3 separate regions of the Mus musculus genome follow, and all the other regions are linked to region 1. The links are chromatin loops, found by intact Hi-C in ENCODE. Cell type or tissue: gastrocnemius. All regions are shown on one strand. Region 1 overlaps Zfp1 (zinc finger protein 1). Region 2 overlaps Fa2h (fatty acid 2-hydroxylase). Region 3 overlaps Wdr59 (WD repeat domain 59).

Evidence for each region. Peaks named below come from ENCODE experiments on the same cell type or tissue, not always from the same donor. Only the 100,000 strongest peaks of a DNase experiment are listed, where the experiment ranks them.
Region 2: a loop joins it to region 1, with 13 times the contacts of the local background. A loop is called at or near these places in 17 of 42 quality-filtered maps.
Region 3: a loop joins it to region 1, with 3 times the contacts of the local background. A loop is called at or near these places in 10 of 42 quality-filtered maps.

Annotation. Positions count from the first base shown.
Region 1 is chr8:111,659,337-111,667,336 of GRCm38, reverse strand. Zfp1 (zinc finger protein 1) reads right to left here. Exons shown (of 4, transcript NM_001037665.2): 3 at 1,133-1,259. Among named protein-coding and RNA genes, the nearest start is that of Zfp1, 20 kb to the right of the region's middle. In gastrocnemius, a CTCF peak has its summit at 4,665 (motif pointing right); a DNase peak (open chromatin) is centred at 4,672; H3K27ac peaks cover 209 bases.
Region 2 is chr8:111,338,606-111,346,605 of GRCm38, reverse strand. Fa2h (fatty acid 2-hydroxylase) reads left to right here. Exons shown (of 7, transcript NM_178086.3): 7 at 85-1,468. The coding sequence ends at 164. Among named protein-coding and RNA genes, the nearest start is that of Mlkl, 4.4 kb to the right of the region's middle. In gastrocnemius, no CTCF peak of the experiment used is centred here; DNase peaks (open chromatin) are centred at 442, 758 and 3,174; H3K4me3 peaks cover 158 bases; H3K27ac peaks cover 129 bases.
Region 3 is chr8:111,462,065-111,470,064 of GRCm38, reverse strand. It overlaps Wdr59 (WD repeat domain 59), which reads left to right. Exons shown (of 26, transcript NM_001170742.1): 19 at 3,143-3,276; 20 at 4,195-4,276; 21 at 7,797-7,909. Among named protein-coding and RNA genes, the nearest start is that of Gm24793, 47 kb to the right of the region's middle. In gastrocnemius, a CTCF peak has its summit at 4,531; a DNase peak (open chromatin) is centred at 868; H3K27ac peaks cover 1,445 bases.

The DNA of each region.
Region 1 (8,000 bases):
AAAGATCCCCGAGTTCACTGTATTGAAAATGGAAAGTCTGGGTCCTTATGACACAATCATATGCTGGGTTTACAGCTTTTCTTACATCAAGGCTGCTGAGCATGGTTGCGTTTTCATCTTTCTACTGTGGCCCTACTTTACCTGAGCAGATTTAAGAGTTTGTGCTCTGCCTTGGTCTAGACCTTTAAAAGCCCTGATGTATACTAGCTACTCCTTAGGATCCTGCTGCTGTCTAAAACCATCTCATTTTTGTATTGAAAAATCTGTGCCCATTCCCACGGGTTAAATACAAGGTCATCATTCTGGTAAATTGAGAACATAACTAAAACTCCCAGTACTAATGTGTCAGGCAAGCACTGATAAATCTGGAGAGAGGAGTATTTGGAAGTGTGCCAGGGATCAAAACTACAAGCCATCCTGAGCTCTTAGTCATCTCTAAAGGTTTTTGGAATTGAAAAATAGTTCCAGGGCTGGAGAGATGGCTCAGAGGTTAAGAGCACTGACTGCTCTTCCAGAGGCTCTGAGTTCTATTCCCAGCAACCACATGGTGGCTCACAACCATCTGTAATGAGATCCTACGCATTCTGGTGTGTCCAAAGACAGTGACAGTGTACATACATACATACAAATAAATCTTTAAAAAAAAAGAAAGAAAGAAAGATAGTTCCAAAGGAGGCTGGAAACGTAGCTCTGTTAGCAAAGTGCTTAGCTACCATACCTAAAATGCCCTGGGCTCCATCCCAGCACCACATAAAACCAGGATAGCAGTGCATGTCTGTGATTGCTTGAGAGTCCAACTGGGAGGATCAGGAACCCTACACTCGGCTTACATACAGAGTTCAAAGCTAGGCTGGGCTAGATGAATCCTTCCACAGTGTGCATCTTTTGCCCAGCACTGGGGCAGGAGGGTTAGAGGCTAATGATCTCTGAGTTCAAGACCAGCTAGGGCCACATAATTGAGATCCTGCCTTAAAAACAAACAAAATCCTGTAAACCTCAAATGTACTCAAACTGTTCAAAGCCTCAGATATCACATCTGCCATTTTCCTTCTGTAGCTCCCTTGGAGAATTCTGAATTGACCATTCTAACTACACTGTCTACAACTCCTATCATCCCCAAAGCTGTCCTTACCCACTGAAAGTAAGTTGCTGTAGTTCTCCAGCATTACATCCATGTACAGAATCCTCTGCGAGGGGTCCAGTTGCTCCCACTCCTCCTGGGTGAAGTCCACAGTTACATCAGTGAATGAAACGGATCCCTGAAATGACACAGTTCCTTCTAGAGTGGTTAGCTTTGGGAGATGGAAAGGGCACAGGGAAAGTTACTCTGGCCATGTTCACAGTCCCAACTGTGCTACTTGTCCGGTGTTTGTCACGGCTCTCAACAGTGAGGACATTACTCAGGACAGGTGTGGTAGTACACACCTTGAACCCCAGCACTTGGGAGGTAAAGGCAGGGGGATCTAGCTGAGTTTGAGGCCAGCCTGGTCTACATAACACATTTCAATCTAGTCAGGGATCAAAAATAAAAGCTAGAAAGAGACAAATCCACACTGATGCAGAGGCCTACATCAAATGACAAAGGAAAATGTTGTGGTGACCCCAAACCATAGTTTTTTTGTTGCTACGGCACAACTGTAATTTTGCTACTGTTATAAAATCTAAGTACCTGGTATGTGACCCACAAAAGGGTTTGAGACCCATAGGTTGAGAACCACTGCCATAAAATGACCCAGTCTTTAAAAAAAAAGGAAAAAGCAGCAATAAAACAATAATTCAAAAAAGGAGAGCCGAGGGAAGTGTCCAGAGTTTGCAAAACAGCAGCTACTCTAGTGACACCAGGCTGGTCTAGTATGGTTGGGAGGAATTTGAAAGCAGGCATTTTAAGGCCTAGCATCAAGATCTTCGATGCCACTGTACCAGATTTTAACTCAGCCTATGTGCAGATGCTTTTTTTTTGGGGGGGGGGGTTTCAAGACAAAGCTTCTCTGTATAGTCCTGGCTGATCCTGGAACTCACTCTGTAGACCAGGCTGTCCTCGAACTAAGAAATCCGTCTGCCTCTGCCTCTCGAGTGCTGGGATTAAAGGCGTGCGCCACCACGACCGGCTCTATGTGCGGATTCTTACATGTACTTGCTCTGGTCTGTCCTGGACATGTGCTAACTAAGGACATTTCTCTCCTCCTTCTACACCAAGATGCCTTGGATCAGGTAAGGATACTCCATCCATCTAACAGATCTGCCTGCTTTTAACCAACTCCCGAGAGCTGGCAGTCAAGTGGTAGAGCCAGAAGCAGAAGATAGAGAGCATCTGCCTCATCAAACAGTGCTGTCAAACACTGAGCACTGGATGCACACTCTGACCCGGCCTGACACACCAGCAGCATTGAGCCCTGTACTTCCTATCCTGACCTTGCCAGTGACTTTCTCAGTGAGGGTTCTGTGAGCTTTCGGGAAAGCTACAACTAGACTATGAGCCACAGCTTAGGTAAGTATTGCTGTCTGCCAGTAAGACTATCCCTTATACTGCCACCAGCTAATGCAATCTGAACACAAAGGGCCAATGAGACAGTTACCTGGGTAAAAGGGCTTACTGTCAAGCCTGAAGACTGAGTTCCTTACCATGTGGTGGAGAAAACTGACCCTTGAAAGTTGTCCTCCGACCTCCAGGAGTACACTATGACACACATCCCCTAAGCCCCCAACCATGTGCACAAAACTTTTAAAATGTAACTTAAGAAAACCCAACTCCCCAAGAAGGGCTCAACTGAGCTGGCATCGCAGGGAGCTGGCAGCCGCTTCTTAACCCAGGTATGCACAAGCGCTCACACTGCAGACCGTTTCTTTTCTGGGTTTGGGGTGGGGGTACTAGAGATCAAGCCCGAGGCCTCAAGGATGCAAGGCAAGTACACTATTAGCAGAGTATATCCCTCCCTAGTACTTTACTGTGTACACTGTTATTACACAAGGCATAAGGAAAGAGGGCTGGCAGCTTGACTCGGTGGTAAGCCAGTCATCAATGCTGACGACCTGGGTTCAATCCCTGGAACTCACATGATGGAAGAACCAACTCCTGAAAGTCAAGGCTCAGATGCCGTAGCACACACAAAACGGGTTTTAAGACCGTCTCCTTATGTAGCACTATCTGGAGCTGAATTTACAGAGGCTACCTGCCTCTGCTTCCTGAGCTGCTGGGCTAAGGGTGTGGACACCATGCCCCTTACAACATTAATGAGAATGAGAGAGTTTTATGCTCTAATAAATCCAAAAGATGTCATTTGCTCTGCTGGTGCACACCTATAATCCCAGAACTTGAGAAGCTGAGGTAGTACCATGATTTCAAGGCAAGCCCCAACTACACAGTTTCCATGTCAACACCAGCTATACAGCAGGATTCTCTCCCCCTCACCTCCACAATACTACTAAACAAAACAAACCCAGCCAGGTGGTGGTGCACATCTTTAATCCCAGCACAAGAGAGGCAGAGGTAGGAGGATCTTGAGTTCGCAGCCAGCCTGGTCTATGAGAGTAGAGAATTCCATGATAGCCAGGGCTACATAGAGAAACCCTGTCTAGAAACAAACATACAAACAAACCCAAAAAACAAAACCAAAGTTAACCCCCTGAGTAATCAAAAAACAACCAAAAAAACCCCCAAAATACAGTACAGACTAAGAACATCTTTGAAAAACACTTATCTGACAGAGCTGAGAGATGGCTCAGTGGTTAAGAGCACTGGCTACTCTTTCACAGGACCCCAGCTGGATTCTCAGAACCCACTTGGCAACTGACCACTGTAACCCCAGTCCCAGGGAATCAGATACCCTCTTCTGGGCTCCAATACACCAGGACACATGGCAATGCAATATTCTGAGAATATCTTACATTCTAAGAGACTGGAACTTCACAGCTAATATATTTTAAGGTCCCTTAAAATTTAAGACTGTCAATGTTACTGTACCCTCGAACTTTAGCCTGCCTTTAAGAGAACAATGTGATAACAAACATTAGATGCCTTGGGTGTACTAAGTCATCAACTTTTACAACCTGAGCTAATGCACAGCTCTAATCTTATGTATTTTAAATGCCCCGACCCAGGGCAATGCATGTGTACCATCTGCCGAAAGCAGCAAATACTCCCTAAAACCCACCATAATGTTAAATAATCATAATCTCTAGTTAATGTGTTATCTGTCAGCTGGAGTCAGCTCAATTCAGGGACTGAATCCCTTGTAAAACTTAGATTTCAGTAAAGTTCCCCACTGCCATGTAGTGCTTTCTGGGCTGCCCAATAGAGACAGAGCAAACCCTTTGCTAGGGACAGACCACTCCCACACATAAGACACATATTGCACATACAGACTCTACACACACACAGGGACAGGCAGGCCGAGAGAACCCCACCTGCACTCACTCTGGCGACATAACTCCAAGGGGACGTGCTTTTTTTTAGTGTGATATCAACGCATTATTGGTAACTCAGTTAATCACGAATGTCCTTCACTAATCCCATAAGATGCAAAATGGCAAGAGGGGCACCAGCACATTTGATAAGCTTTGTTGTTGCCCCTTTCCTTGCGCCAGGCCTTAGGGTTGGGGATGTTGCTGCTCAGTTGGATGAATTGAATGCAAGTTGACCAGGCCTGAGTCTAATCAGGCCCCCAAGCAGAAGCAGCAGGTGGCAGCACTGAGTCACCAAAGACAAGATGACTGTAGTTATAATGGGAAGCACAGGCAAAGCAATGTCCATATAGGTCTAATCTGTGGTGAATTTTATAATGGCATAACTCTCATGGACCTTTGGTGCTGGTTAATCAACCATGGTACTTCTGGCATGAAATGGTAAGAAGCCTACTGCATTCTTTTTTCTTTTTTCTTTTTTTAAAGCAGCTGTACAAATGGAAAATCTCTTAACAAATAAAAGAAAGGCTACACTGGATCATGGCAAAAGGGGATCTCTGCCTGTGAACTGATTCCCATACTTGAGCCAGTTTGCAGACCCAGAAGTCCATGGATGAAGGATCTTAATAAAATGCCTAAAAATGTTACTCTTAGCCTTTCTCCAGTCGTTCCCCAGAGGGACCTATGGCCTTTTACAAGGGGAACTGTACAGTGGGGGAAAGGAAGCAATCAGATTATCTGGGTCTATTGGTGGATACTGATTCTTGCTGATTGCGGGAACCCCAAAAACATTGTTGTCCTCCAATTAAAGTTAGAGCTTATGGAGGTCAGATGATTCATGGAGTTTTGGTTGAAGTCCAACTGGGTCCCCAAACTCATCCTCTGGTTATTTCCCCAGTCCCAGAATGTATAACTGGGGTGCATATACTTAGAAGTTGGCAGAATTCTCACACTGGTTCCCTGACCTGTGGAATGAGAGCTATTACTGTTGGAAAGGCTAACTGGAAGCCTTTAGAGTTGCCTCGGTCAGGGAAAATAGTAAATCAAAAACAGTAGCACATCCTGAAGGAATTGCAGAAATGTGTGCCGCCATTAAGGACTTGAAGGATGCAGGCAGGGGTGGTGTCCCTGAGCAGATTAACACATCTCCTAGCACACGGTTTGCAATTATTGGTCTATTAAATGCCCCTTTTCCTAGTACCTGTCCATAAGATCACCAAAAACAATTTCTTTTCAGCTGAATTTCCAGCACCCGAGTCAGAGGTTTCTCTGTACAGCCTGACTGTCCTGCAATTTGCTCTGGAAACCAGGCTGGCCTCAAACTCACACCCAGCTGCCTCCAAAGCACGGAGATTAGATGTGCCACCATGCCTGCCTGAAGCTTTCAATTGGATCTTGATCATCAATTTCACAAAATATCGGTTCACCATATTGAGGACATGCTGATTAGACAGAGTGAACAGAAGGTAGCAACCACTTCAGACTTGTTGGTAATACATACATACATCAGAGATGGAAAATAAACTATAATCCAAGGGCCTTCTACCTCAGTGAAATTCTTGTTTGTTTGTTTGTTTTTGAGACAAGATTTCTCTGTGTAGCCCTGGCTGTCCTGGAACTCACTCTGTAGACCAGGCTGGCCTCAAACTAAGAAATCCACCTGCCTCTGCCTCCCAAGTGCTGGGATTAAAGGCGTGCGCTCAGTGAAATTCTTGAGAGTCTAGGGGTGCGAGGCCAGCAGAGACATCGGTTCTAAGGTTAGGGATGCATTACGCAGCGGCCCCTCCCACCACCAAGAGGCAGCACAGGGCTTAGAGGGTCTATTTGGATCCTGTAGACAGCACACTCCTCACTTGGGTGATTATTCCCACTCATGTATCGGGTGACTCAGAAAGCTGCGAGCTTTGTGTGGGGCCTGGAACACAAGGCTCTTCAACAGTTCCAGGCTGCCCTACCACTTGGACCATATGACCCAGCAGACCTGATGGTATATGAGTTGTCAGTGGCAGACAGGGATGCTGTCTGGAGCCTCTGGCAGGCCCCTGTAGGTGAATCACAGGAGAAACATTTGGGATTTTGGAGCAAGGCTCTACCTACCATTATCTGCAGACAACTATTCTTTTGAGAGACAGCTGTTGGTCTGCAATTGGCCTTAGTGAAAACTGAACATCTGACAAAGGGATACCAAGTTACCATGCGCCCTGAGCTGCTGTCTATCATGAGCTGGGTGTTATCTGCCCCACTGTGCCATAGTAGGGCAGGCACAGCAGCAATCCACTATCAAATGGAAGTGGTCTACACACGATCAGGCCTGAGCAGGTCCTGAAGGCACAAACAAGGTACATGAAGTTCTCCAAATGTCTATGGTTTCTACTCTCATTACAATACTATCTACTGCCAGGCATGCGCCTATAGTCTCATGTCATGTGCCCTGTGATTGGTTTGAAGAGAAGACTAGGGCCTGGTTTACTGATGGATCTGCACCTTATGCAGGCACCACCCAGAAGTGGACAGCTGCAGCATTACGACCCCCTCTGGGACAACCCTGAAAGACACCAGTGAAGGCAAATTGTCACAGTAGGCACAACGTCAGGCAGTACATGCCATCATAGATTTTGTTTGGGAAGAAAAATGGCCATGTTCACTGATTCATGGGCTGTATCCAATAGATTGGCTGGATGGTCAGGGACTTGGAAAGAGCATGGTTGAAGAGATGGTGAGAAAAAAACACTGGGAAAGAAGAATGTGGACTGACCTCTCCAAATGGGTAAAGGGTGTGAAGATTTTTGTGTTCTATGTAAATGCCCATCAAAAGGTGACTTCAGCAGAGGAGGCATTCAGTAACCAAGCAGATAGGATGACCTGTGCTGTGGACAGTCAGCCTCTTTCCCCAGCCAACCCTGTCATTCCCCTAAGGGCACATGAACAAAGTGGCTATGGTGCATACCTCACCACGGACTTCACTCATCAAGGCTGACCTGGCTACAGCTGCTGCTGAGCACAGCCAACAGCAGAGACCAATATACGGAGCCCAAGATATGGTACAATTACCTGGGGTGACCAGCCAGTGACCTGGTGACAGACTGATTACACTGAACCACTTCCTCTGTGAAAAGGACAATGCTTTGAATTGATACTTATTCTGGTTATAGATGTACCCTTTCCTGCACATAAGGCTTTTGTCAAAACCACCATCTGTGGAGAATGCCTTATCCACCATCGTGGTATTCCACACAGTATTGTTTCTAAGGAACTCACTTCACAGCCAAAGAAGCATGACAATGGGCCCATGACTTGGAATCTACTGGTCTTACCATGTTCCCCACCATCCTGAAGCAGCTGGCCTGATAGAAAGATGGAATGGCCTTTGGAGACACAGTTATAGTGCCAATTAGGTAGCAGCAGCATGGAGGGCTAGGGCAGGGCTCTCCTAAAGAGAGTGTATGCTTTGAATCAGTGTCTGATTCTGTCTTTGAATCAGTGTCCAATATATGCTAGGTTTTTTCCCAAAGCCAAGATCCATAGGTCCAGGAATCAAGGAGTGGAAAATGGAATAGTTCCACTTACTGTCACCCCAGTGACCCACTAGGAATTTTTTT
Region 2 (8,000 bases), 320 kb after region 1:
TTCCTAGCTCGCCTTCCCCAGGTAAATGTCTTTCTTCTCTTCGACCAGCACCTCATCCTCTATCCCGTTTGTCTCCCTCTGCAGGGTTTGGCATCAGCACTAAACTGTGGGATTACTTTTTCCACACCCTCATTCCAGAGGAAGCCCACCCGAAGATGCAGTGACAACCCCTAGACCCTCTGTTCTGCCCTCGGTCTATCCCCAGACCCCACCCATGTCCTACCCCCCACCTCCACCTAGACCTGCTGAGGTCAGCTTGGCCAGGCATGACGGGCTCTGTCTAGCCCTGGGGCCTGGTGGAGACCTGAAAGCAGGGCTTCCCTTCCGGCTTCCTGTGTGAGGATAGCATCCTCTTGATAGCCGTGGCCCTTGGGGACTGGCTCATTCCCAGAGAATGATGGCCTCCCCGTTGGCATTCCTGCCTAAGCTTCAGCCCTCAGTGCTGTTTCAGGGTCCAGACATTGGCCCCAAGGGGCATGAAGGAAACTGACCCCACCTGTGCCTTAGAACCCTGGGCTCCCTGGGGGCTTCCCCATGCAGCAGAGGGACCGGTGTCACAGCAGAAGCATGGCATGCAGGCCTGTGGCCACATCGTATTCTCCTGTCCTTTCTTGGGAGAGTTTGATGATTCAGAAGTAAATGAAGGGCTATTCCAAGAAGAAACAGCATGATGCCTCCCACAGGCCATTCCCAGACCCCAGGACAGCCACTATGGGCCCTGCCAACCCCAGATACCAGCTGTACTATCAGCTGCGGAAGTAATCCAGTACTTGTCTGCCTGGGCAGAAAGCACAAGGGTGCCTGGCATCCTCTGCAAGGCTGACAGGAGCCCTGGCCCTTGTCTTTGGGGATCAGCAGTGGCTTTCTCTGTCTCCTCTCTCCCTGCCCAAACCACAAAACCGCTCCCCAACAGAGGCTGGAGAAGTCTACGTTGGTGAGAGCCCCAGCCTAGCCCCGGTCATACTTGGCCTCCATCTGCACAGGTAGAAACCTGCCCCACTCAGGACCCTCCCAGAAGTGCCTCCTGAAGCCAAGAAGGGACTTGTATGTGGTGCCTTATCACCCACCCTCTCCCACCCAGACTGTCCTTCCTTGTAACCAGAGCCCTCACTGCTCCTGAGTCTTATTTATAAGCTACATAAATATTTTTAATCTGGCCCCAAATGAAGTAGCTGGTCAGATGGCCCTTTCTAATCCTATGTATTGAGCTTATGTAAAAGACAAAAAAAAATCATCTTGCCTTCCTTTTTGTTCCTTTCTTACCCACAAGCGATTACTACTTGAAACTTATCAAAAACCCAATGGGTGCAAAGACTAAAGAGAGGCAGTGTGACCAGTCTATGATTTGTACTGTTTACGGTGAAGCTATCTAGAGATTTTTGGGATAAATATACAAAACTGCACTTGTGAAATAAAGATGTAAATAAATTGTATATTTTGAAAAATAAAACATTGAGAAGAAACCAGCAAAGACCCATTGGTGTTTGTTGATGGTGACTGGACTCCATTATCACTAGGAAGGAGGGACACTGACTGGTCTAGAAGGAGGAAGATGTTATCACTCTGAGCAAGTTGTACCCAGTTTCTGGACAATGGGATAATAAAAAGCTGACAGGCTGGGTATGGTCATAGTATATGCCTTTAATCCCAGCAGAGGCAGAAGCAGGTGGATGTGTTGAGTTCAGTGCCTGCCTAGTCTACAAAGTTCCAGGACAGCAAGGGCTACACAGAGAAATCCCATCTCAAACAACAAACAATGAAAAACCAAAAAGTTCCCCCATCCCTCAATACCTACCCACTGCCCACAGTTCCTCAGTATAAACTCTAGCCCGGCAATCATCTATGCTGGGATTTTGGCTAACTTGATCTTGGATAGGTCTTACACAGGTGACCACAGCTACTGTGAGGTCATGATTTCAATAACATATAAAAAAAAGTAGTAAAAATAAAAATTAAAAAAACAATAAACATATAAAACATGTAAACATAAAAAAGACAGCATCTCCCAGCATTCCTCATTCTCTATGCCTCCTCTTCTGTGATGTTTCCTGAACACAGTGATGTGGAGTTAATATAGACACTCTGGGGCTAGAGAGATGGCTCTGTGGTTAAGAGCATTGATTGCTCTTCTTAAGGTCCTGAGTTCTAATCCCAGCAACCACATGGTGGCTCACAACCATCTGTAATGAGAACTGATGCCCTCTTCTGGGATGTCTGAAGACAGCTACAGTGTACTCACATACATACATACATACATACATACATACATACATACATGCATTTAAGAAAAATAATACATTTCTGTTTTAGTCCCAGGTGTAGGACATGGGGCTGCTTCAGACTTCAGACTGTCCACAGCAGCTGACTATGTTACCTCTTGCTGTAGCAGGGGCGCCATTTTGACAGTGGCAGACAGTTCTCAGCGATCGTGTGACTCTGGGAATTTGGGGGACTCTTCAGAGAGTATATAAACGCTAGGGCCCCAAGAGCTGGATGTCTTTTTTTTTTAAGGTAGTCTTGTGCAAAGAAGAAACAAGAACAAGAAGAAACTAGATATCCTGAAGAGCAAACTTGTCCCCCAAAAACTTGATACCCCTACGCAGCAGAAAGTACTCTAACAGTAAAGATGTCGGTTTTCCCAATCTATCCTTTTTTTCTCTCCTATCTAGTGTTAGGAGGTTGAAACAGTGGAAGAAATGGGTTGGAGAAGGGTGGAAGAAAAAAAGAACCCACCAATAGCAAAGGCAGGCTACAGGGGGTAGCCAAAGGCAATAAATAGCATTTAAACAATCTATCCAACCTCAGCAGAAATTCAAGAAAGCATGTTCAAAAGAACTCATTAAATTCTGATCAGAGCAAAGCAAATACACACATTGTCTCTTATTGATCTAGCAATTGTTCTTGCCTGAGCACCTAGCGCCAGCCAGGTGTTAGCACTCCCCAGACCACTGGGTCTTTGGGTGGCGGGAGGAACTACCCCTCAGTTCTGTTCTATTGCATTCTTTCTTTAGCTCTGAACTCTGATCTCTGCTTTGTACTTTGTATCCTTTTGCCTTGTGCACAGAACAATAAGCTACATGTAGCAAAGCCCAGTATAAGTAAGTCAGCCTTGTCTCCGTCAGATCTGCCTAGGAACAGTTGGGTTTTTGCCTTCTGGTCCCTGGACTCTGCTGCCCTCTGGTGACAGCATGCAGCCCCGCCTTGTTAGGGCAGTCTTCAGAGTTCCTGTTTAGAAACCATGCTTGTGTGATTAGTTTTAAAACTTCCCGTCTTGTTCTCTGGTCTAACTTCCCTGTCTTATCTACTGTTTGGGGAGGAAATGAATACTCTCGTGTGGATTTCCAAACAGCCGCAGTGGCTGGAATTTCCCTCACAGGTATTCTGCCCAATGAATGAGTTGAATCTATAATGCATATTTCAGAATAAGTGTAATCCTTGGGAAATGCTGGAGCTCCTATCTTCATCCCACACACACAGAAAGCTAACACAAAAGAGGGGATCCCAGCTTCTCCTAGGCTCTGTGGAATACAAAACCTCCAACAAGAACAACAGTGAAGATGACACAGGACACGATTGAGAGGTAAGAAACAGTGGTTGGGGGAGGGTTAACTTTGAGAAGCATCAGAGAAACACGCCAGGTTCATTTACTTGAAGACAAGACACCAGAGTCTTTATACACTAGTCAGTCCCTTCCCCCATTAGCTTAAGATTCTCTTTGAGGGCATCACCTGTCTTTATTTATAGCCACCCCTGCCATCCATCTGTCTTAGTCCATTTTGTGTAGCTATAACAAAATGCCTGAGAGTCGGTACTTTATTAAGAAAAGAGGTTTATGTCACTGACTGTTTTGGAGGCTGAAAGTCCAAGGTTGAATGGCCCCATCTGTTTGGTTTCTGGCTATGTCTCACACAAATACAAAATGAAATCTTTAAAATTAAAAAAAAATTTAATGAAATTAAAATTCTGTGCAACACACCAAGAAGAACTACCATAAGAAAGGTGTTTTCATTAAGAGTTTCTATTGCTCTGATGAAACACCATGGCTAAAGAAACTTGAGGAGGAAAGGGTTTGTTGAGCTTACACTTCCACACTGCTGTATACTTGCTGATGCAGACACCATGGAAGAATCCTGCTTACTGGCTTCATGGCGTGTTCAGCCGGCTTTCTTATAGAACCCAAGACCACCAGCCCACGATGGCACCACCCACTTTGGGCTAGGCCCTCCCCCACTGATCATAATTAAGACAATGGCTTACAGCTGGATCTAATGGAGGCATTTTCTCAATTGACGTTCCCTCCTTTCAGATAACTCTAGCTTGTATCAAGTTAACATAAAAGTAGAAAGCAGAGAAGGGCTGAAAGAATCACTGTGCAGAAGAGATACACAGAGAGAGACATCAGACACTGGGCTTTGAGATGTGTTGAGCCCTGCTTGCTCTTCCAATCCATGTTCTATTCCACTCAGCACCTGTGGAGGCGGATCAGTGTGCACGCCTGTGTTTATTTTGCCCTGTTCTCAAAACACAAGACAAGGGATGAGTCAACAGATGGGGGAGTAAAGCCAGCTGTTTGCCTCCAAAAGTTTTGCTGCTTTTGTGTATCAACTTGTCACAAGCTAGAGTCATCAGAGAGGAAGGAGCCTCAGTTGAGGAAATGCCCCCATGAGATCCAGCTGTAGGGCAGTTTCTCAATTAGTGATCAATGGGGGAGGGCCCAGCCCATGGTGGTGCCATCCCTCAGCTGGTGTCCTGAGTTCCATAAGAAAGCAGGCTGAGCAAGCCACATGAAGCAAGCCAGTAAGCAGTACTCCTCCATGGCCTGTGCATCAGTGCCTGCCTCCAGGTTCCTGCCCTGTTTGAGTTCCTGTCCTGACTTCCTTTGGTGATGAACAGCCAAGTGGAAGTGTAAGCTGAATAAATTCTTTCCTCCCAACTTGCTCTTTCGTCATGATGTTTTGCCACAGCAATAAACACCCTGACTACAACAGTTGCTCTTATAGAGGAGCCAGATTCAATACCTAGCACCCATATAGTCTTCACAACCATCTGTAACTCCAGTCCCAAGGGACCAGACACCCTCTTCTGGCTTCCAGGGGCCCTACATATACATGGTATACACATGTATATGCAAGCAAAACACCTGTGAAGTAATTTAAGTATTAGAATAAAATAAGATGTTGATGCAATAGAGGAGTCACCCTATGGCTTCCACATACACCTGCTTAGGTGAGTGTGCACACACACCCACACATACACACAGACACATGAGTGTGCACACACAAACACACAGACACATGAGGGTGCACACACACATACATGCATACACACACATAAACACATACATACACACATAAACACATGAGCACACATGAACACAGACACAGACACATAAACACACACACACACACATAAGACAACCACACACATAGACACACATATACACACAAAAACACACACACACATACACACACAACACACCCATCTGATCATACTCACTTAAAATGTTTCAAGAATTTTCTCAGTAAGAAAAGATTTCTATATTTAATTCTGCTTATTTCACACCATTTTCTAAAACTGTTATTAGTTCTGTTTTACATTTAGATCTACAATCCTTTGGGGTTAATTTTTATAGACGGGTTGCAGCCGGTTTGTCCTTAGTTGTTATTCCTTTGCCATTTGGATACCAAATATTGAACAAGGAATTTGTAATACATATACTCTCAAGATTTGTCAATAAAAAATAACAGAAGATACAGACATTCATCAAAGAAGCAATTACTTATGGCAAAGAACCCATGAAAGATATTTAGCATCATTGGTCAACAAGAAAATGCCAATTAAAGTCACTTTGAGATATCCACACACTATTTAAATAGCTTTTAATAATGAAAAAACAACAGCAAGAGAACAAGGCTCTGGCGAGGATTCAGAGAAAATGGGTCTCGTGCACATTGATGGTGGGATGCTAGTAAATCCACTACAAAAGCTTTCACACCGGATGCTTCCAGCTCTAGCAGGTCAGTGAGCCCAGTTCTGCTACTGTTATGGTTGACTGGTGAGAGTTCACACAATTACCCACTTCTTCTGACCATGGCCTTGAGCAGAGTGGAGGCTGCCTTCTGACCTAGAACTTCAAGTGCTGACCTCTCCCCCATGGAATCTGGCTGACTACCCCATGAATCTAGTAAGTTTCTATGAAGACTACATCTTTCTTTGTCGTTAATTTGTGCATGTGTGTAAGCATATGTCCATGGTGAGAGTATGGTCAGAGGGCACCTTGCAGGACATTTTTTTCTCTCTCCTTTCGTTCACTGTGTGAGTCCCAGGTGAACTCTCACTTAGAGGCATGCACTTTTACCTGCTGAGCCATCTCGCTGGCCCTGGAGTCACACATTTCCCAGATTTTCCCTCCTCTGCCTTTGCCAGGAGAGTTGACTCACAATATATCATCTCTGTGATGGTTTGTAAATGCTTAGGCCAGGGAGTGGCACTATTAGGAGTGGTAGCCTTGTTGGAGTAGGTGTGTCACAGTGGGAGTGGGCTATAATACCCTAGTCCTAGCTGCTAGGAAGTCAGTACTCTGCTAACAGCCTTCAGATGAAGATGTAGAACTCTCATTTCCTCCTGCACCATGCCTGCCTGCATGATGCCATGTTCCAGCCTTGATAATAATGGACTGAACCTCTGAACCTGTAAGCCAGCCCCACTTAAATGTCTTTATAACAGTTGCCTTGGTCATGGTGCCTGTTCACAGCAGTAAAACCCTAACTAAGGCAGGCACATACATAAATCTCTAGACCTAAGACAACTGACAAGGGAGAACAATTACAAAGTGGGCCTGATGGCCCGAGTCTGTTATTCCAGCCACATGGGAGGCTAAGAAAGCAGGGATCACAAAAGTTCAAGACCTCCTCAGGTAACTTAGAGAGACATTGTCACAAAACAAAGAGGGGGCTGGCTCGGTGATAGGGAACTTGCCTAGCAAACACAGAATCCTGGGTTCAATCCACAGCACCACAGAAAAGAAGTGTGGTGGTGCACTTCTGTTATCCCAGGATGAAGGAGGGGAGGCTGGAGGACCAACAGTCTAAGAACACTCTTGGCTACACAGTGAATTCCATGCCAGCCTGGGCTACATGAGATCTTGTGGGGAATGTCTGTGGGGAGAAAGGGCAAAAAAAAAAAAAAAAGAGAGAGAGAGAAAATGGAGCAGGTGCAATGGCTCAGTGGTTAAGAGCACTGACTGCTCTTCCACAGGTTATGAGTTCAAGTCCCAGCAACCACATGGTGGCTCACAACCATCTGTAATGGGTTCTGATGCCCTCTTCTGGTATGTCTGAAGACAATGACAGTGTACTCACATAATATAAAATAAATAAATCTTTAATAAAGAAAAGAAGTGAGAAAACAGGTAAACTAAGCCCCCCAGACATCCCTGAACTATGTTGCCTCAAAGTAAAATGTCTCCCCATACAATTTATTTCTATTCTTTCCCAGCTATATAGCATGAGTCAGCCAACGGCATTTTCTTCTTTCTTTCCTTCCTCTTTTTAAATTTTGTTTTAGTTTTATTTTTGAGATATATATCTCAACATATATCTGAGTGTGTGTGTGTGTGTGTGTGTGTGTGTGTGTGTGTGTAGAGCTTTAGCGCTCTTGGAACTGGATTTGTAAACTAGGTTGGCCTCGAACTCACAGAGATCCTGAGTGCTGGGACTCAAGGTCTGTGCCACCACCAACTAGCTAATGAAAGGTTATTTCTTATACTAGCTAACTGGGGGTATAACTGACAAATAATAAACTCATCTTGAAAAATAACAAAGTTTGGAGATGACCTTAGAAGGGGAAAAAAAGGAACTGACCCCTACTTGGGTAACTTCACACTCCCTTAAACTTCCTCCATTACTCTCCATCCCCTGCCCCAGGATTATTCAACACAAAGCAGCTAAAGGAACCGCCTCAGCACTTCTACGGGTTACCTCCATTTTTATGTATTTACC
Region 3 (8,000 bases), 200 kb after region 1:
GAGTGAGTTCCAGAACAGCCAGGGCTACACAGAGAAACCCTGTCTTGAAAACAAAACAAAAACAAAAACAAACACAAACTGAAGACTGGCAATAGAGAGCCTGGTAAGCACCGCTGTTAACAGCAAACAAACAACAGGGCCTCCTTCAGCCAACGGCCCTGAGTTAGCAGCATACGCTCACAATGCCTGAGAGGGAAGTGACTGGGAAAGTAGTCACAGAAGGATGCTTAAGGGTCAGCATCCCATGTCCTGATGCTGATCTGCTTAAAGACAGACCACACTACTCACATTACTGGCACATTAGATTAGTGAGGGCTTAATTTTTTACCTTTGTTGATTCTTAAAATAACAGTCAGTACTGAAAAGCAAGTCAGCAAAAGTGGACTTAGCTGGGGTAGGGTATATGGCTTAGGTGGTAAAGTGCCTGCCACACAAGCGTGAGGACCTGTATTGGATCCCTGGCACCAGTATAAAAGCCAGACCCGGTGATCAGGCCTGTGGCTATAGCCCTAGTCTTGGAGTTGGGCAGAGACAGATTATTGGCCAGCCAGTCCACCCCAATCTTGTGAGTTCCAGGTTCAGTAAGAGACTCTGTGCCTATTCCCCCAATAGTATAATTGAGGGGGACCCCAGAAGTTGACCTCTGCACACACACAGAGGAGCGTAGCAGCTTGATAGACCTATTTAAATTTCAGCTCCATAACTGTGACCTTGTGTAAGGTTCATGTCTCCATTTACAAAATGGAGGTTATGCCCCTCTCCCACGGAGCTGCAGTGAGTACCTGCTGGCTCGGCATGAACAGTCCAGAGCCAGAACTAACACACACTAACACCAGGAAAGTCTTTAAATCCTAAATCAAATACCGGGACACTTGGACTTGTTCCAATATCTGTTGCCAAGTGAGCTAGTCTCCTTGCAAATGAGCTGCTCCCAGCACATGAGCCTTCATATAATTAGTAAAATGCTTTTGTTAGGTTTGCTTTCAAAGTCAGGAAAGCAGGGTTATTTTCAGTGCGCTCTAAAAGCAGGCCCCGTCTGCCCTTCACAAGGTCTCCATTTCTTTCAATTGTATAATTAGATGAGCTTTTGTGAGTTGTTAACCTGTTCAAGCTCTTACCCCCCCCCCTTTTTTTTGTACTAAAGAGCCACAGTGACTTCATATTCACAGTGTTTTTAGCATCCTTCTGTCCAACCCAGAAGATACACTAAATGGTCATATTCCCTTCCAAATGGAATCTTTTTTGGCATAGAAATGAAAAGGGAAGCTTTTTACACTTCTGTGTGTTTGTGCACTCGTGTGCACATGGGTAAATGTGTCACTCTTGGAAGGGCAGAGGACAACCGGTGAGGGTCAGTTTTCTCTTTCCACTAAATGGGCTCTAGGGATCAAATCATGATTGTCAGGCTTGGCAGTAACTATCAGCCACCACTGAACGACCTGTACTCAGACCACTCACATACTCAGACCTGTGGGTGTGTAGTTTTCGACTAATTAAGCATTTCTGTGCTGCTCTGTAGGATAGCCATATACTAAGTTATCCCTGCAGCCGGCCATGCATCGCATGCTCCTGTGGCTACTTCTGTCTTGTCTCAGTTAACACTGCCTGGCTCCAGCCCACTCTGACATGTCCTTCCCTTATGTGAGCGGCCCCAACTGGATAAAAGGATAGTAGTTCTGGAGTATGGACATAGTTCTTCTTCAAGAAATTGGGGCCTGTAGGAGACTGGAGGCTTACCCCATAATAACAGGTCAAGGCTCCCCTGCCCCACCCCTCCCCCTTTGAAGAATCAAGAGGTGTGGATAATTATGATGAACAATTCATAGGTGTTTCAGCTAACCTACTTCACTTACTTGTCTGGAACCCAGGTGGCCCACATTTAGTAGGTCCCAAGACATATTGATTAGTATGGGAAGTCGATTCAGTGGACACTTAGAGCATTGGTTGAAACGCCTGGATTTAGGCGTAGACAGATTCCTGAAAGAGTGATTATACAGAACTCAGGAGTGGAAACGTGAGTGGTGTGGCTCCTGACCACTTACGGGCATTCACAGAAACTGCAGTTCTAGGTTGCAGTGTTAAGTAAGTCTGTGCATCTGCATCTGTGTCTCCTCGCTGTACCTTACTCACTTCAGACTGGATAGCAGAGCTCAGCATTAGCTAATAAGACAAGAAAGACTGACGGCTGTGAGACTAAATCCACAGCAAGTAATTAACTAGGAGTAGCTTGCCTAGGGCCATATTGAGGCAGAACACACAGTACCTTAGTTTTCTGATGTCAAACTGCAAGCCCCTTTTAGTTGCTCCTTATGCCTCCCCTGTTGATAACTGTGTGGCTCCCTTGCTTAATCAAGTGTCTTTGGTGACCTCTTTTAACTTTTGGAAATAAAATAGGACATTGCTCCGATAACTGGTTGTCTTTTTGAAGATGCCAGATGGGGCGACACTCTGTGACTTTTTGTTTCCCACGACATTTCTCATTCCTCACAGCCACTTCCTGAGGCAGCTCTGGGAGCTGAAACATGCGCCCATGGTCTCCCATGTCTGTTAACTGGGTTTCCCCAACTAAGTATCTTTGACCTTCAGAAATGATCGCTTATAGAAATAATTCAGGCCTGCTACAAAAGCAAGGTCTTATGTTACCCAGTGTCTCTGTCTTCAGACATAATAGCCTTGCAGAGCCCACACTGTCGTGTCTGAATTAAAATATCAACTAACCCTGTTGAAACTGTCTATGAAGAAAAAAAAAAACCTTTGAATCGTTTCAGGCAAGAACTTTGAACCTAGTACTGAACACCCTAAAGTCCCCCTTCCCCGTTTGTGGGGGATCTTTACTAACTTCTTTACCTGCTATTTTTAAATTAATTAATTAATTCTGGCTTCCTGGTATCTATTTTTGAGCACCTGCAGAATGTAGATGGCCCTGCAGTAGGTGCTTGTTTCCCCATGAGGGTCTTGGATCAAGAGCTTTGGGCCATTTGTTACCTTTTATTTCCTACAGATGCTGATTTCATGTAATTGTGGGGCACGATGTAATTTAAAGTCTCTGCAAATGACCAATGACCCAAATATGATGTACTGTGCAACTGTAGGTTCCCACTCTCCAGAGGCCCCGTTAGTCACTTCTGGTCATCTCCCTTAGAAATCGAGGAGGTGGAAGAGTAAGCGGGAAGGCTCTGACTCCGGCAACCGACCCATTAAGGCTGCTGGCAAGGTCATCATCCAGGATGTCTCGTGCCTCCTTCCCGTTCATAAGTCCTTGGGAGAGCTGTACATGTAAGTCCATGGGCCCAGGCGGCATGGGGCACGGCACCTTGGGAGCTGCAGAGCTTTGTAAAGTCTTAGACAACTTGGGGAAACTCGGTGTGGTAGCTTCTTGATAGTGACTAACAAATTGCCATAAACTGTGGCTTCAAAGAGTGTGCATTTCTTTTTTTTTTTTTTTAAGATTTATTTATTTACTATATGGAAGTACATTGTAGCTGTCTTCAGACACTCCAGAAGAGGGAGTCAGATCTCGTTACAGATGGTTGTGAGCTACCATGTGGTTGCTGGGATTTGAACTTTGGACCTTTGAAAGAGCAGTCGGGTGCTCTTACCCACTGAGCCATCTCACCAGCCCAAGTGTGCATTTCTTACCTCACTCTTTGTGTAGGTCAGGCACCCAGCTTGGTGGGCCCTCCTTGCCCCCGATCTCACCTAACTGAAAGCATAACTTTGGGCCCACCGATGGTCTCTGCTGAAGCTCAGGGTCCAGCAAGCTGAATTTAGAGCCTTCTTTTATTGAAAGACAATAGGAGCAGAGGCTGGCCTGTAGGTCTTCCAAGCCCTTGAACACATCACAGAAAGTGTTATCTTTTGAGATATACCCACAGCACAATACTTTTTAGATGGAAATCACAGTTAGTATGTACACATTTAAATCCCAAACCTTGAGAACTCAACAGAAAAGCTGGTAGCTAATTAATATTTTTCTTATTGCCTCCTCCTGAAAGTGGTGAGTATTTCCGGTCCTCCCCAGGTGGGAACCCTAAGCCCTGCAGCACCTGCTCTAATTAACCCTTCCCAGCCTGTCAGATAGAGGAGGTGTTTTGAGTGACAACCAAAGAGACACTTACCTAGGCTGGTAAATCAGGAGGAGTTCTTGGGAAGTTCAAGTAGAAACCTTCTTAGTCTTGTTTGTTTTAATTTCAGATTGAATGTGAACGACACTCAGGAGACATGTCAGAAGAATGCCACTTCTGCCATGCTTGTGGGAAGGAAGGATCTTGTCCAGGTACTGTCAATCTGTGTTGGTGAGGTTCTGGCCTTGACAATTGTCAGCTAGTGACACTGATAGGTGTGCCCACTATTTGAAGTTTCTTTTTTATTTTCTTTGCCAGTCTGCCCTCCCTCCCTCCCTCCCTCCCTCCTTTCCTCTCTCCCTCTCTCTCCTGGAACTCACTCTGTAGAGCAGGCTGGCCTCAAACTCAGGTCTGCCTGGCTCTGCCTCCCTAGTACTGGGATTTAAGGCAAGTGCCACCACTGCCACCTGTGGGTAAATTTTGTTATTAGTGCTAAGTGGGGAAGATCCTTAAGTGGCTTTTTTCCCTTAAACTATGTGGGTTTATTTTTCAATGCCACAGTGATCATTGTCGCCTAAATTTGAGAATCTGTCTGTACCTTTGTCATTTCACCTCAATTACTTTTTTTAATTTTTAAAAAAATATTTCATAAGAAAGTTTACCAGCGTGTACTTCAAGGTAGAGATGCTCAGTTTAAACATGACTTCATGGGGCTGGAGAGACGCAGAGAAGGCTGGAGCACGGGCTGCTCTGATAGGAGGCCTTGGTTCAATTCCCAGCATCCATGTGGTGGCTCACATCTGTAATTCCAGCCCCAGGGGATCCAGCTACCCCTTCTGGCCTCCTCTGGCACCAGGCATGTGCATGATAGACATACCTGCGGGCAAAACACCCATACTTGTAAAATAGTAGTACATTGTTAAATAGTAAAATCTGACAGTATGTGTAAGATGTCCGTTTCCTTCATCTCCGGAGGTTCCCATGTATTGTTCTTTTTTACTGAGACACGTTCTGCACATCACTAGTCTGCACGTTCTGCACATCACTAGTCTGCACGTTCTGCACATCACTAGTCTGCACGTTCTGCACATCACTAGTCTGCCCCTTACAGTGAGATACTTAGTTCCTAGTGTTGTCAGTGCTCTCATTAGAAACCGTGCAGAGTGTTTTTATCACCCATAAAAAGAAACTCTTGTCTTTCAGTCAGTTCTTCCCATCAGCCCTGGGCAACCGCCAGGCCCCTCCTGTCTGTCTTGCTCTCTGTTCTCTACTTGATGACAAGACTGAGCTTTGGAAGTCACTAGCAGCTCTCCCAGCAGCTCAGAGTTTCCCTCATAACTGAGTGAGTCAGCACGGAGGCCTTCCCTTGATTTTCATTTGATTAAAAACATCCCTAACAGAGGTCCTTGGTCCTGTGAAGGTTCTATGCCCCAGTATAGGGGGAATGCCAGGGCCAGGAAGCAGGAGTGGGTGGTTGGGAGGGGGCGGGGAGAGGAGGAGAGGAAGGGGGAAGGGATTTTTGGAGGGGAAACTAGGAAAGGGGATAACATTTGAAATGTAAATAGAGAAAATATCTAATTAAAAAAATCTCTAAGATTTCCATTCATCTAGTAATGAATATCATATCATCTCTCCCAGAAACCCTTTAAAAAAACTCCCTAATGGTTTAATCTATTTCCGTCAGCCCCACCCACCAGACTCTGAACACTAAGAAGGCAAAATAAGCTAATAGGAATTAGCCAAGGCCAGCTCAGAGTCCTAGAGAACACCCCAGGCAAGTTCTCTCAGGCCTTCAGCCTTGGAGGGGTTTATAGTGTGGGAACCACAAGAATTACCCCCATGGGGGATATGAAATCATTGAAGACTGCCCCACCCCAAAGAACATTCTCTCAACAGGGTTACAGCTTTTCCTTTAAGTATTCTCCCTCTTCCTTATTCTCTTCCTGCATGTCTCCGTTCCTTCCTTCTCTCCTCTCCCCAACTCCTCCCTCCCCAGTGCTTTTCTGACAGAATTGGTATGGAAGGCTAGACCAGTCTCAGTGATGTGGGGAGACGCTTGTCTTCATGTGGGCTCTGCTTGACTTCTGGGCCCTGACACTCTTTCTGTGTGTGATCCCCAGCAAGCTGCCCAGACTTTGTGAACGTCAGGGTCCCTGCTATAAAATGAGCCATACTTCTGACTTCATGAGGAAGTAAATGACATAAAACCTGTGACTGCTCCTAGCTGTCTGGACACCCACAGCTGTATGTGACGGTCATTTGTGACTTGATGATGTGTAAAGACAGAAATGACCTGATTGACAAACAGTGATGCTCAAAGAATTTGTATTGTTTTTCTTCCTGCCCTTGATGAAGATGTACTTCCTGTTTTGTGTCCCTCGCATTTACCAGTGAAGCAGATGCAAGGGCACGCTTCTGTTGAAAGCCTTTAGGAAATGTGTGTTATGGAGGGAGACTCTAACACAACTCAATAGTCAGCCATGGCAGAAAACCTGTCCTGCCATCGTTAACTTTGGCGATGAGTGTGAGCTGCATGTCTGTACTTGGAGCAATACTGGTGTGTCACTTTTTGTATGTTGCCCTTGTGCTGTATCTTACATATCTAATGTTTGCCTTTCCGAATTTTTATTTGCTTGCTGGTCTCAAATTATAGACTTGACTCAAAGTTTGTGTCTTCTTCCTTTCGGGTTTAGAATAGTGTGTTCCAGGTAGTGGGTACGATGATTATATTGCTTTTTCAAAACCAAACAAAACAAGCCGGGCAGTGGTGGTGTACACCTTTAATCCCACCACTTGGGAGGCAGAGGCAGGCAGATTTCTGAGTTCGAGGCCAGCCTGGTCTACAGAGTGAGTTCCAGGACAGCCAGGTCTACACAGAGAAACCCTGTCTAGAAAAAAAACAAAACAAAAAGCAAAACAAAGCAGAAGAGATTTTCCAAAAGCAGTATTCGATTTTTTTAAGGTCTCAAGGGGTTGCTCATCTCTTTCTGATGGGCAGTGAAGGCCTTGGGCTTACTAGACATTTAATGGACATTAGAGTGGTGATTCTAAGCCCCGTGCGGTTGGAGGCCTTGGGTGATCATCAGACTTCATGTCAACAGAAACAAAGCCAAGGTTGTTTAGTTCTTGGCCTGTTCTTTAGCTTCAAAAGAGCCCTAAAACTTTGTAATGGAGGTGACGGCATTCTCCACCCACGGCACGAAGAGCAGGTCCTCAGTGGGCTGTGGGCTGCTCTGGTTTGGTCTCTGCCGACCCTGTTCACCAGGGAAGCGTCAGAAGAGGCCAAGCACGCTGAAGAAGCTGGACCTTGGACTATGATGTGTTTGCTCTCTGAAGCTTGCTTTGTGGAAGGTTATTCTTCCTTACATGGCTTGGCCATGTGGTGTGGGTTGGGGTAAAACTCGGGATAGCCTCGCCTCCAACTCTTGGCCGTCTCAGCCTGCCAAGGGCTGGAGTTGCAAGCGTGAGCCACCATGTTTGGCTTTTAATGAAAGTTTTAAGGCTAGTGTTTCTCAGCTTTATAGTATCGTCAGTCACTGAGGACCCTGTTAATGCATCAGCTTTAATGCAGTAAGTCGGAGTGGGGCTTAGCATTCTGCCAGCCCGAGCCGTTTGCATCCTCGTAGTGAGGTTTCAGACTGTAGGAAGAGGGCAGACAGATGGGGCCCCTTTGCAGGGTCTGTGCATCTCTTCTGTGGCTTGAACTTGAGCATCTTCCTTTGGTCTGTCCAGGTTTGGTCGCTGGCTACGGTAGCTACAGATCTTTGCCTTGGGCCGAAGTCTGACCCAGATTTGGAAACACCTTGGGCTCGACATCCATTTGGGCGACAACTGCTGGAGTCCCTGTAGGTTCTGAGAGCTAAAAGTGAGGAGAATGAGTGGAGGGGGTTGTAGTCTGTAAACACATTAAATGGTCCCACCATGGTGAGGGGAGCA